Regions from separate parts of the Homo sapiens genome. Here region 2 is linked to region 1. Evidence: chromatin contacts called from ENCODE Hi-C or POLR2A ChIA-PET data. All regions are on one chromosome and are shown on one strand. Each heading gives the region's core, a stretch centred on a gene start or an enhancer-like site at or near the end of the contact. The rest is flanking DNA. Distances are from core to core; before and after follow the strand shown.

Region 1 (6,787 bases), core at 1-2,500:
CATTTAACTCAATAACAACAAAAAATTTTAAATAACCTTAAAATCATTACTTTTGTCTCTTTGTATATTCACATATTACATGAGGGTGAGCTACTTACTATTACTAAGGGGTAAACTTACCCAATGAGGATTATGCCAAGTTGCTTGGGAAATCACCTTCCCACGAACCTCCTAGTTTGCTAGGAATGGACCGAGGCTAGCATACCCGTAAGACAGAAAAACACTAACTTCCAAGGAGTGCATGTTTCAAAAATATTTAACCAAAATTTTGGCGTTTCTATTAACAGACCCTTGAGCAGATCATTTGCAACAGACGTACCCTCCTCGGAATGCAAATGCTATCTGAAAATAAAGATGAATTTTTTGAGTACTGCCGCAGAGTTTGATCTGACAAGAAGCCTTAGTTCTGAGAGACACTATCCTGCCCATCAAAAGACAGAGCTGGAATACACAGTTTAAAAATCACCTGCAAGCGCACAGGTCACAGATCACAGGTCACCTTCAAATACTCCAGCTATGGAACGTGTTTTATCAAAACTGCTTGTGAGGATTAAGACTTTTTAATGCTTATGAAAAAATTACCTAAGATGCCAGGAAGGGGTCATGATATGTAAAGCACCATGGTGAGATGCAGCACAAACAGCATAACATTTTTTCAAACTCGATCTTCTGGGTGATTCCGTGGGTTCAAATCTCAATTCTACCACTTACTGACTGAGCAGCCAAAGACTCATTTAAACTTTTCGGCCTCATTTTATTTATAAAACTGTGAAATGTGTTTTACAAATATTCCTTAGCATTACTAGTAAGTGATCTCTGACAGGTTTTACCACAATGGCAAAGGAAGCTGATTTGGGGGCTAGTCCATGCCCCTTCCCCGGAATTCAGCGAAGGGCAGACCCCCTCTCCTGCGCCCCTCAGGCTAGCAGCTTCCAGGGGCTGTGCTCGGAAGACGCCAAGGTTACGGCACGCGCAGCCCCGCGCCTACTGCCCCGTAGGCATCCCGGGGGACAAACGCTGGGTCGTCCTGAGTCGCTCCCACTCGCCAGGTCCCATAACCTTGAAGACTGCCAGACTTCCCCAGCCGAAGCATCGCACCCTGGTGCTCGAGGTTTGGTACCGGTCATCCCAGGAGGGATCCTCCCACTGGCTCTCAGGACCACCTTTCTCTCACCTGCCGGGAGAGCCCGGACACTGCTGGGGCAGCCATCTTCTCCCGGGCGGCTGTAGGTCAAACCCGAGTGGGAAGAGAGAAACGCGCAAGGGCGCACGCGCGCGTTGGCGTAACCGCTAGGTTCTCTGGGAAGTGTAGGCGTAGGGCGTCAGGCCGCAGGCGCAGAGACCTCCCTCGGGCTGGGAGTTGTAGTTCTTAGCAGTGGTAAGGGCTGGACCCTCGGGGTGGAGCCACAGGGCTTCGACTGCATCTGAAAATGAAGTCATTGTTACTGGCCAAGCGGCGCTCACTGTAGAATGGATTTGCTGTCCCCAGTTTTAAAATTTACATTTAGATAAATATGGTGGCATTTGTTCCATTTCACAGTTATTACCAGCGTCACTGGCTTCTTTACACTTCCTTCCCAGCATGCTAAAGCCTGCATCAATGGCTTTTTCTCACGTTGCATACAAAGACAAAACCAAAACAAAACAAAAAGCCCCCAGGAGCCTTGCAGCTCCAGGAGCGGACACCACGTCTCTCTTACCTGGGCCATGACTACCCATTGTTAAATAAAGAATTATTCAGTGATGCTTATTAAAGCATGATAAGGAAGACTTTATTCAGGACCATAGCGATGGGTATAGGACCAGTGCAACAGGGTCTGGGAGTGGGCAGAGAGATTGGGCTCAACTCCGAAAGCAGAATGGGCAAATGGGAATTTATGGCCAAGGAGCAGTGCGGGGGTCAGTGGATAGAAAATTACTTAGAGGAAACTGGGGTAAGAGGGATTCTGGCTAAAATGACCTAGAGGAATCTTGTAGAAGACAGGCCAGGGTGATCAGACATCACCTGGGGGATGGTGAAGGATGAAGACCCTGATCAGATATCAAAGATGATCGGTTGTCGAAGATTGGGGGTTCTGGCTAAACTGACTTAGCAGTTTTGCTAAAACTGGACTTTACAAGGAGGTGCATAGATAGGACTACGAGAAGGTTCAGAAGTCTCACTAAAGTTTGGCCAAGCAAAAGCAAAGAATCCCTGTGGCCCTCCATTCCCCTCCCCTCTCCCCCATCTCACCTGAGTATAGAACTGAGCTGTTGGTTTGTGAGGGCATATGGGATTCTGGTACCTAGATTCTTGATTCTGGCTAGGGCAGAGTGGCTATCTGAGCATCAGGCCTAAAATAGGAGAACCCGGGTTTGAGCAAATTTGATATTGAAACTGAGAACTGGGTACTAGCCTTGGATATAGTTTGTCTGCATCCATAAAAACAACCTATCTTCAACCCATTCTCTCTAAATAGAACTTGGTCGAATTTTCTCCTCTGTCAGAGAAGAGACTGGCTGGCAGAGCAAGGGTCAGTATTCCTGGTTGTAATAGTGGGGGTTCTGTAATCAACTTAAAAGAAAAATTCTCTGCTCAGATTTATTATAGAAACACGTTAATTCACTATTTTGCCCTTTTAGAGAGCAGTTTTCTCATTATTACAATTTTTATTTTTTGAGACAGAGTCTCGCTTTGTCACCCAGGCTGGAGTGCAGTGGCGTGATCTCAGCTCACTACAACCTCTGCCTCCTGAGTTCAAGCGGTTCTCCTGCCTCAGCCTCCCGAGTAGCTGGGACTGCAGGTGTACACAACCACACCCGGCTAATTTTTCTCTTTTTAGTAGAGATGGGGTTTTGCCATGTTGGCCAGGCTGGTCTTGAACTCCTGACCTCAAGCGATCCGCCTGCCTCAGCCTCCCAAAGCTTAGAGGTGTGAGCCACCACACCCAACCCCCTAAAAACTTTTTAAAACGTAGAGAAAGATAAAGAAAGTAATTGTCCTCTTTTCTTCCACTCGGAGGCAATTGTTGTAAATATTTTGGTGTCTTGTTTCTCAATATTTGTTTAGGCTGTGGCCTGAACTACCCTGGCCTGAATCCCAATCAGTTCCTTGGCCCAATTATATAACTTCTCTGTGCTTCAGTTTATTATCTATAAAATGGGTATTATAATAGTATCTGCCTATAGGTCATTAGAAGAAACAAAAAGGTATACATGTAAAGTGCTTAGAACAATTGCCTGAGAGAGTGGTGCTTATTAATTTAGTCTTTTTTTTTTTTTTTTGAGACAATGCCTTGCTCTGTCACCAGGCTGGAGTGCAGTTGTGTGATCACGACTCACTGCAACCTTGACCTCCTAGGCTCAAGCAATCCTTCCACCTTAGCCTCCCCAGTAGCTGGGCCTACAGACACATGCTACCAAGCCTGGCTAATACAACATTTTTTTTTATTTTAGAGATGAGGGTCTCACTATGTTGCTCAGACTTGTCTCCAACTCCTGGGCTCAAGCAGTCTTCCCACCTCAGCTTCCCAAGTAGCTGGGACTACAAGTGCACGCCACCACACCCGGTTATGTTAGCTCTTTATTTTGTTTGCTTTTATTATACATGCAGATTAACAATCTTTATACAGTTTGGTATTTTGCCATTTTCTTTAATGCAAGAAAGAAAAGGATGCAAAATTACATATGAGTTATGCATTCATGCTTATAATATAAGCATATTTCCAAATTATAAAAGTTTCTAAGTATCATTTTAATGGCTGCAGGGTAGTCCATCAAGTGAATATTCTGCAACTTAATTATTCTATGATTTTTGAACATAATTCAGATGATTTCCTTTTTTCTTTTTGCTATTTTAAACAATACTGAATCTTCTAAGCATATTTAGACATATATTTCTCTTCTTTCTTTTTTTTTTTTTTTGAGATGGAGTTTCGCTCTTGTTGTTCAAGCGACTCTCCTGCCTCAGCCTCCCAAGTAGCTGGGATTACAAGCATGTGACACCATTCCCAGATAATTTTTTTGTATTTTTAGTAGAGACAGGGTTTCACCATATTGGCCAGGTTGGTCTTGAACTCCTGACCTCAGGTGATCCACCCGCCTTGGCCTCCCAAAGTGCTGAGATTACAGGCATGAGCCACTGTGCCCAGCCTTCTTTTTTTTTTTTTAAAAAAAAAAGAAATGGTGTTGGCTCTTTTGCCCTGGAGTACAGTGGCTATTCACAGGCATGATTCCCACTAATGATCAGCATGGGAGTTTTATTTTATTTTTATATTTATTTATTTATTTATTTTTTGGGATGGAGTCTCGCTCTGTCTTTGAGGCTGGAGTGCAGTGGCCCAATCTTGACTCACTGCAACCTCTGCCTCCTGGTTTCAAGCTATTCTCCTATCTCAGCCTCTAGAGTAGCTGGGATTACAGGTGCATGCCACCACACCCAGCTAGTTTTTGTATTTTTAGTAGAGATGGGGTTTCGCCATATTGGCCAGGCTGGTCTTGAACTCCTGACCTCAGGTGATCTGCCCACCTTGGCCTCCCAAAGTGCTGGGATTACAGGCATGAGCTACCATGCCCGGCCTAAAAATGGTAGTTTGGACCTACTCTGTTTCTGACTTGGCTGGTTCACCTCTCCTTAGGCAACCTTGTGGTCCCCTGCTCCTGGGAGGTCACCATATTGATGCTTAATTTAGTGTGGACACCTGACCGGCATGGTGCACTACAGCTGAGAGCTCCTGGACTAAAGCAATCCTTCTACCTCAGCCTCCCAAGTAGTTGGGACTACAGGTGCACACCACCATGCCCAGTCATTTTTTTTTTTCATATTTAGGAAAATTTCCGAATAGATTTCCAGAATTTACACAACTTGGTGAGAGAATATGAGTACTCTAAGAGCCTCTGATGCATGAGGCCAAGCTGCTTTTCAAAATTTTAACCAATTTATACTTTCCGTAGCAGCACATGAAAACCCTTGTTTCACTCTACTCTGCAAACTTTCAGAGACTATTTTCAAATAAGCCTAATGAAAAGTATTCAACACATTATTTAACACAATTTATTGAGCAGCTATTACATGTAGCCAGCTGTTCTATTCACTGAGGCTACAACAGGATACAAGACACAGTGCCTACCTTTATAAACTTTATATTCTATGAGAAATTAAACTGCAAAACCTGTGTTTTCTGAAGTGTGGGTGTTAACAGATGTAATACAAATAAAAAGTTCTAGGGTCAACTATACTTGGGAAACTCTAGACTCTGAATATAATTCAGATGGTTTCTGCTTTTTGTTTTTTTTTTTGCCATTTTATTTTATTTATTTGCTTATTTTTTGAGATAGGGCCTCACTCTGTTGCCCAGGCTAAAGTGCAGTGGCACAGTCATGGCTGAGTACAGCCTCAGCCTCCCAGGCTCAAGCAATCCTCCCACCTCAGCCTCCTGAGTAGCTGGGACTACATGTGCACACAGCCACACCCAGCTAATTTTGTATTTTGTAGACACAGGTTTTTGCCATGTTGCCCAAGCTGGTCTCGAACTCCTGAGCTCAAGCGATCCTCCTGCCTTGGCCTCCCAAAGTGCTGGGATTATAGGTGTGAGCCACCTTGCTTGGCACCACCAACCCCCACTTTTTTTTTTTTTGCCATTTTAAACAATTCTGAATCTTCTAAGCATCTTTTTTTATATCTAGAAAAATTTTGAAATAGATTTCCAAAACTGACACAACTTGGTGAGAGAAAATTGAAAAGCTGCATGGAAAATTAATTATAAGGAGAAAAAAGGAAAAAAAATTAATTATAAGTAAACTGTAAGGTTGCACAGCAGCAGAGAAATACCCTCTGTTTATTTTGTATTTACCCAAGGATGATCTCAAACTCCTGGCTTCCAGATCCACCCACCTCGGCCTCTCAAAGTGCTGAGATTACAGGTGTGAGCCGCCGCGCTTGGTGCCCTGCCCCCAACTTTTTGACATTTTAAACAATTCTGAATCTTCTAAACATATTAAGACACACTTTCTTTCATATCTAGAATAATTTCCAGCCACTTGCACATCTCCAAAATAGTGGTTTATGGTCATTTCAATTTTAGGATTTGTTAACTGGTTGCACATATATGGTTTCATTTTTATTTTGAGTTTTAGGATGACTCGAGATGTAGATGGGCTTGGTATTCCCCCATTTTATAGATGGTGAAAACGTTTTGGATCCTGCTTACGCAGCTTGTCTAGGAAATGGCAATTTGCATCTCAAACCCAGGCACCTGCACCAAGTCCCATCTCTTTCCATCTCTATGGTTGAAAGAATAAGTGAATCATTCAGGATGTGTTTCTGGAATGGGATTTTGAAGCTAGCCTGTATTTTAGTGGTGTGGGCAAAGGGAGAAACACAGAAGCCCTGAAGCCTGATAACACTGCATCCACACCTCCCTCCTGCCTGCTCTTGGATTTCTGGGTGCCTGTAGGCAAATCACTGTGATGTCAGGCCAGGGCGCCATGTGCAAACTCCCATGTGGAGGGAACTGGCAGAAACTTCCCAGCTGTGACACTGCCACACCCTCTGCTATGCAAGAACAGAGCATTTGGAAAGGAACAAAAAGTTGTATCCTATAAGGGAAGAGGCCGGGCGCTGTGGCTCACACCTGCAATCTAAGTACTTTGGGAGGCTGAGGTGGGCAGATGGGCTTGAACTCAGGAGTTCAAGACCAGCCTCGGCAACATGGTGAAACAATGTATCTACAAAAAAAAAAAAAAAAAAAATTAGCTGGGCGTATGGTCCCAGCTACTTGGGAGGCTGAGGTGGGAGAATCACTTGAAC
Region 2 (6,787 bases), core at 2,705-5,204, 600 kb after region 1:
GGGCTCAAGCAATCTGCCCGCCTCGGCTTTCCAAAGTGCTGGGATTATAGGCGTGAGCCACTGCACTGGCTGGGTTTTATATTTTATTTTATTTATTTATTTATTTAGACTGAGTCTTGCTCTGTCACCCAGGCTGGAGTGCAATGGCGCCATCTCAGCTCACTGCAAACTCCACCTCCTGGATTCAAGCAATTCTCCTGTCTCAGCTTCCGGAGTAGCTGGGATTACAGGCGCACACCATCACACTCGGCTAATTTTTGTATTTTTAGTACAGACGGGGTTTTGCCACATTGGCCAGGCTGGTCTTGAACTCCTGACCTCAGGTGATCCACCCTCCTCGGCCTCCCAAAGTGCTGGAATTACAGGCATGAGCCACCGCGCCCAGACTGGGGTTTTTTAATTTTCACTATTATTTTTTAATAGAAAGCATGCAAAAAGAGACGACACAGTCATTGGACAGTATTACAAAAAATAGTCATAGAAGTGAATATAAATGATGCAAAATGCAATACAGCTAGAGTCCCTTCTTCACCCTTTTTATTGATATGTTCACCCAAGTGTTCTCACACATAGAAGCAGGTGGTTTTCTTTACTACAGTAGTATAGTTTGGAGTGTTTATGCTTCACTAATGGTACAAAATTAGCTGAGAAAAGATTTAAATTGGTGTTTTAATTATCCAGTGTGATAACAAACCACCTAAAAATGTAGTGGTATAAAACAACTACTGTGTATTTTCTCACACTACTTTGTGGAGGTTTAAAAACACCACAAATTCATCACCTTGGTTTCTGTGGGTCAAAACAACCCAAATTCATCATCTCGGTTTCCATGGGTCAGAACTGCAGGTACGGGTTGGCTGGGGCCTCTGCTCAGGGTCTCACCAGGTTGAAATCAAGGTGACAGCCAGAGCTGTGGTCTCATCTGAACTAATGCAGAACTCACCAGAGCACATGTAGTGTTGGTAGAATCCATTTCCTTGTGGTTGGAGGACGGAGGTGTCCTCTTCCTTGCTGGCTGCTGGCCGGGGGCCATCCTCAGCTCCTAGAGGCTGCCCTCAAGTCCTGGCCACATGGCACCCCAGTCTCACCTTGTGGCAGCTCCAGGCCAGCAGGGGACACCACTGCTCCCTCCAGTGTCCTCTCAGGGTTCACCTGATTGAGTCAGGCCCATCAGGATAATCTTCCTTCTTTTTTTTTTTTAACTTTTTTTTTGTTTTTGAGACAGAGTCTCGCTCTGTCACCCAGGCTGGAGTGTAGTGGCCCAGTCTCAGCTCACTGCAAGCTCCGCCTCCCAGGTTCATGACATTCTCCTGCCTCAGCCTCCCCAGTAGCTGGGACTACAGGTGCCTGCCACCATGCCTGGCTAATTTTTTGTAATTTTAGTAGAGACAGGGTTTCACCACATTAGCCAGGATGGTCTCGATCTCCTGACCTCGTGATCCGCCCGCCTCGGCCTCTCCCAAAGTGCTGGGATTACAGGCGTGAGCCACCACGCCTGGCCCCTTTTTCAACTTTTATTTTAGGTTCAGGAGTACATGTGCAGGTTCATTATTGGGGTAAACTTGTGTCATGGGGGTTTGTTGTACAGATTATTTCGTCACCCAGGTACTAAACCTAGTACCCAGTAGTTATTTTTTTCTGATCCTCTTTCTCCTCCCACCCTCCACTCTCAAGTAGCCACTGTGTCTGTCAATCATCCTTCTTGATAAACTCAAAGTCAAACGAGTCCAGATCTTACCTACATCTGCAAAATCAATTTTTCCTATAAAGGAACGTAATCACAGAAGCACTGTCCCACAGTAGTACGAGTGCTGAGCCGTTGTAGGCAGAGAGGGTTGTCCTGCCCACACTCAAGGGGAGAGAGTGCAGGGCCAGTTCACCCCTCACGCGGAAGTGGCAGTGCTGGGGGCTCACTTCGTGCTCTGCTCACCACAACTCCAAACTCACAACTTTATTCCCACCAATCCCATCCCCTCCAGTCCAGGGGGCACACACTCCAGCAGGACTTCAGCTGAGCCCAGGGAACGCTTTGCTGACTGGTGATGAGGGACCTACCTCTTCACACCCATGACACCCACCCGCTGAGCCCCTCACCGGGGCTCCGAAGGCCCTGGTCAGGTCACCTCTGGTCTCACTTTCCATTCTCCCCTCCTTCCTCCCCTCCAGCCACAGGGTCCTTCTCGATGTGCCCAGACATGGTGGGTGCACACTTGTCTGACAGCCTCTCTTCTTTTCCCTTTGCTTGGAATGCTCTCTTCCCAGTTACCAAAGATACTCAGGCTCTCTCCCCAATTTCCTTCAGGCCCTTGCTCCAAAAGCTCCTTCCGGGTGAAGCCTCCCCTCCCATCCTCCTTAAAGCTTCAGCCTCTACCTGGGACACTTCCTCCCCCACTGCCTGCCTCCTTGAAACTCTCCTTAGTCCTCTTGCAGCCCACACAGCTGAACACAGGCAGGAGGGGGCGCTGCTGCCCTGGCTGGTGTGCAGCCACCAGAGGCTGAAGCTCACTGACGTCTGTCTGGGGCCCAGGATCACCTTCCTTGATTCCAGCTCTCTCAGGCTGTCAGGACCTGGCGCTGGGAGGCACTAGGCCATGCCCTGGCCTGAGGCCTTCTCTCTCCCTCTTTGCCCTGTGTCTCTGCAGGGAAGCCCGGCCCTGCCCCTGGGAGGGTGGGGGCAGACGTGTGGAGAGTGGGTGTACAAGGCCAGGGTTTGCCAGGCCCAGGACAGCCTGGCACCTGTCAATGGATGAGCGCCTCTCCCTTAGCCTGATGTCAGGGTGGGCATGAGGGTGGGAGCAGAGGGTGCCTAACTGAGGAAAGGGTCTGTGCAACCCCCTTCTCCTACCAGTTCTCGTTTCTGAAGTCTCCTCAAGCACACTGCGGTGTCCACACCATTGGCAGCAGGCTCCTTCTCTTCAGGTGGTCTTAGGAACTTCTCAGAACTTTTTGAGTTATCCTTCTGGTCTCTTCCTCCTGAGCACGGTTCTCCTGGTTGAGCTCCAGGCCATGCCATTCAACGCCCTCCAGGACAGGCCGAAGGGCTTGTCTGTTTGGTGGTTGCTAAGGTTTGAAAAAAGCCAGCTGGAAACTTAATCCCCAAAGCAACAGTGTTGGGAGGTGGGACCTAATGGGAGGTGTTTAGTCATGAGGGCTCCACCCTTATGAATGGATTCTCTCTCTCTTGTTCTCTCTCTCTCTCTTCCCGCCCCGCCCACCCCTCCTTCCCCAACCTTGTGATACCTTCCACCATGTCATGGCAAGAAGGCCCTTGCCAGATGTGGCCCCTCCATCCTGGGTTCCCAGTCTCCAGAACCATGAGCCAAATGCATTTCTGTCTGTTACAAATTATGTACGGTGTGGTTTTCTGTGATGAACACAGTGCTGTACCAGGGCCCTCTTGCCAAGACAGCCAGCTTATAGGAGCCTGCATGTGAGGCCCGGACGTCCTACAGAGCAGCAGTTAGAGGTCTGGCCTTCTGGATAGGCACTGCCCTGCCCTGCACACAGGACCTTGGTGGGGCATGATGGGGCTCTTCACCACGCTGCCCTCATTTTAGGAGGTGGGCAACCCTTTCTCCCCCTTCTCCATGTGCTTCTGCAGTTGGAAGAAGTGAGGGGGGTTCAGACACACTTAAGCTGAGCTTAGAGCAAAGCATGTCCCTCAAGGTGACCTTGCCGCATGGCCTGAACCTAGAATTCCCCTGACCAGGGTGGACAGCCATCACCATGGGCCTTTCTGCCTGGCCTAGTATGGCTCTCCTTCGAACTCACCTAGACCCTTGCATCAAAGGACTCGGGGACTCTGCTGCAGTCATCCTAGCACGGTCGAGAGGAGTAGGAAGGTGCCCAGCGGCTCAGCCTTTAAGGAGGTCTATTGGTCACCATTGCTTCTGCCTTCTTGAGAACCATCACCCTCGGAGGATCCGGTAGTGTATCCCAGTCAAGTGTCAAATGCGTTGTTCCCTGGAGAGGAAGGCTTATTTCCAGAAAGTACTCTGACGTTTTGTAATTTGTGATTTCTATCACTGGCTCAGTGGCCTACCCACTGCTCAGCTCATGTGGCATGACCAGGCTGGGGCGTCGGGTCATCTTGTTCTCTGGGTGTGTGGCAACACTGGTTTATGGCGTAATTTCCTTCCTGAGAAGAAATTCAGTAATTTCTAATATTCAGGGCTTTAGGTAGAGGCCTGAAAATCACTCTCCATGCCTCTTTCAGTATTTTATATATAGTTGTCTCTTGGTATCCATGGGGTTTGGTTCCAGAATCCCCTGCAGATACCAAAATTTGCGAATGTTCAAGTCCTTTATATATAGTGGCATAGTATTTGCATATAACCTATGCATATCAGCCAATCATAGATGGTGATTTAAATCATCTCTTGATTACTTCTAACACCTAATACTATGTAAATGCTTTGTAAGTAGTTGTTACCTGGCATTTTTTTATTTGTTTTATTTTTGTTGTTGTTTCATTAATTTTATTTTATTTTTGGAATATTTTCAGTCCATTGTTGGTTGAATCCACAGATGCAGAAGCCTTAGACACAGAGGGCCGACCACACCTATGTATGCTGTTCTTAAAGTAGCAACATATTTGTTCTGAACATAGAAGAAATTAGTCGTCTATTAGACTTTAAGGGAGTAAATATGGTCCAAGTTGATTTTTAAATTTAGCAAATAGTCATAGACATATCAGTGTCTTACAGAAAATATTTATTGGAATGCTCACTCTCTCATTTGGGATACTGCTTTGCCTTGCTGTGTCTTAAGAATGTCATCAGAGCATCACACACTTGAAAAACGTTTTTAAAAGGATATGATGATAATTAAGACCTTCTCCCCAACCCCTGCCCATTATCCAAGATCAATGTTTTTTTCCTTTATCCTGATTTTAAAATCAAGTACACTTTATTGAGGCATACTTTACATGAAGCAAAATGTACCCTTTCTAAATATGATAAGTTTGATGAGTTTTCAACAGATGTATACAGCTGTTACCATGACTGTGTCTTTACCCAGGTTCTTGCATTGCTCAATCCAGATACAGAATGTCTCCATCACCCTGACAAGTTCCTTTGTGCCGCACCCTCTAGCCAATCATCTGTTTTGAGGAGAGTTTTAAAACAAAGGTTTTTGTTCTTTTTCACTGATGACCATAACCTACCACAGACAGGGTCTCTCTCTCTCTCTCTCTCTCTTTTTCCCTGTTCTTGCGCCAGCTGCCTGACAATTTGTGGGATTAAAGCTCTAAGCTGCTTACTGGCTCTTCTGACTAGGGAGAGGGAGCAAGCCTCATTATTTTTCTATTCTTTTCAGTGACTGCTCACTCCTCTTCCTCCAAAATCCCTATCCATCCATCCATCCATCCATCCATCCATCCATCCATCCATCCATCCAACTTTCCATCTACCCATCTATCCTTCCATCTATCCAATCCACTTGCGTGTTGAACGTCTACTATGAGCCATTGGCTACCAGGAATCCCACTTCCACCCAAATTATGTTTCAACAGGGAAGACAAACAATTTAACAATTACGATAAAAAAGAAAATATGCCATACAATGGAAAAGAAGGGGGCATGATGGGAGACCCAGCGGGAGTAGCTGGCAACGATTCTTAGGGGGAAGAGACATTCCTAATAGACACCTGCAGGAGAAATATTAAAGAGTCAATCATTTCAGTAGCGCTTATTGTGACCAATAATGCAAGAAGTTTCTGGGTTCCCAGGCTGATGGGTTTGAAAGTCACTGCATCATGAATGTGCCCAGGACCCACACGTTGTTTTGTAAGAGAGGGGTTCAGTAAAATGTGAAATGACCGACATTCAACAGGCAGAACTGTGCAGAATGCACGCTTTGCCACTGATTGAAAGTGTTTCTTCAGTAGGTTTTGATAGAATATATTACTAATCTGGTAAGAAACAGCTTAGGGCCACTCAAGAAAAGAAAAGCAGCCCCTAGAAACATGTTCTGTGGCTGGGCACAGAGGTAGCTGCTGGAATTTGAACAGGGGTGAGCAGGACCTCGTGGACCTCATTGTGGGGTTAGCAGGGCTGGGCTGGGACAATGAGATCATTTTCTAGGCAGAGAAAAGACAACATGGTAAGTTAAAAACACTGAAAAGTCTGCGCTGCCAGAGTACAAATGTCAGCCAGGAGGGCCCTGACACTCTTGAAAGAGGGATTTGAGCAGTGGCCACTGCATCTACTTGGCACTCGTTCGCTGTGTAGAAGGGTCACCGAGTCCCTCATCAGAATCCTGAAAGAAGGAGAAACGGTGGGCACAGGCAGCACACCTCAATCACTTGTGAATAATTTCCTTCTGTCTTTCATAAACATAGCTATGATTGAAATGACCTTTCACGAACAGCAGGGAAGGATTGTGGAAGAAAATGAGGTATGTGAGAAGCAAATCCATCTACCTGATTGCCATGTAACTTTCGGTGAGTCACGGAGTGAGAATTTCAGATGTGAATTAAGGATTGCCAAGAGTGGTGATATACTTGAAAAGTTTCCTCCACGTTCTACTCCCTGTTCTACTTTAGAATCAGGAGGCCAGAGAGGCAGGAGGGAAGAGTACTTGTTATTCATAGTGGACCTTCTTCCTGAATAATTTTTAGGGTAATTATGTATGCAGCTTCCACCTGAGTCACTGACCTTTGGGTGAATGTTACTGGATATGTACCTATGATACCCAGGCAAACTTTCTGCGGGTTCTACGGGCACTGTGAAGTGTGACAGACTTTGGCTGCGCGTTCACTTTTGATCATAACACGTCCATAGAGTGC

Evidence for each region. A loop is a pair of places that touch in the nucleus more often than their neighbours do. ChIA-PET counts read pairs that join two places held with the same protein, here RNA polymerase II (POLR2A). Pooled maps may share reads with other maps.
Region 2: a pooled map shows a loop between it and region 1 (2.3-fold over the local background). The contact joins the promoter of KCNE1 here to the promoter of ATP5PO in region 1. A Hi-C loop is called at or near these places in 7 of 50 pooled maps. POLR2A ChIA-PET finds 5 or more read pairs at or near these places in 2 of 52 experiments (MCF 10A and activated CD4-positive, alpha-beta T cell).

Annotation. Positions count from the first base shown.
Region 1 is chr21:33,914,554-33,921,340 of GRCh38, forward strand. ATP5PO (ATP synthase peripheral stalk subunit OSCP) reads right to left here and starts at 1,251. Exons shown (of 7, transcript NM_001697.3): 1 at 1,175-1,251. The coding sequence starts at 1,210. It also overlaps the pseudogene RN7SL740P. RefSeq lists enhancers at 1-308, 823-1,432.
Region 2 is chr21:34,508,256-34,515,042 of GRCh38, forward strand. KCNE1 (potassium voltage-gated channel subfamily E regulatory subunit 1) reads right to left here and starts at 3,955. Exons shown (of 4, transcript NM_000219.6): 1 at 3,772-3,955; 2 at 2,846-3,060.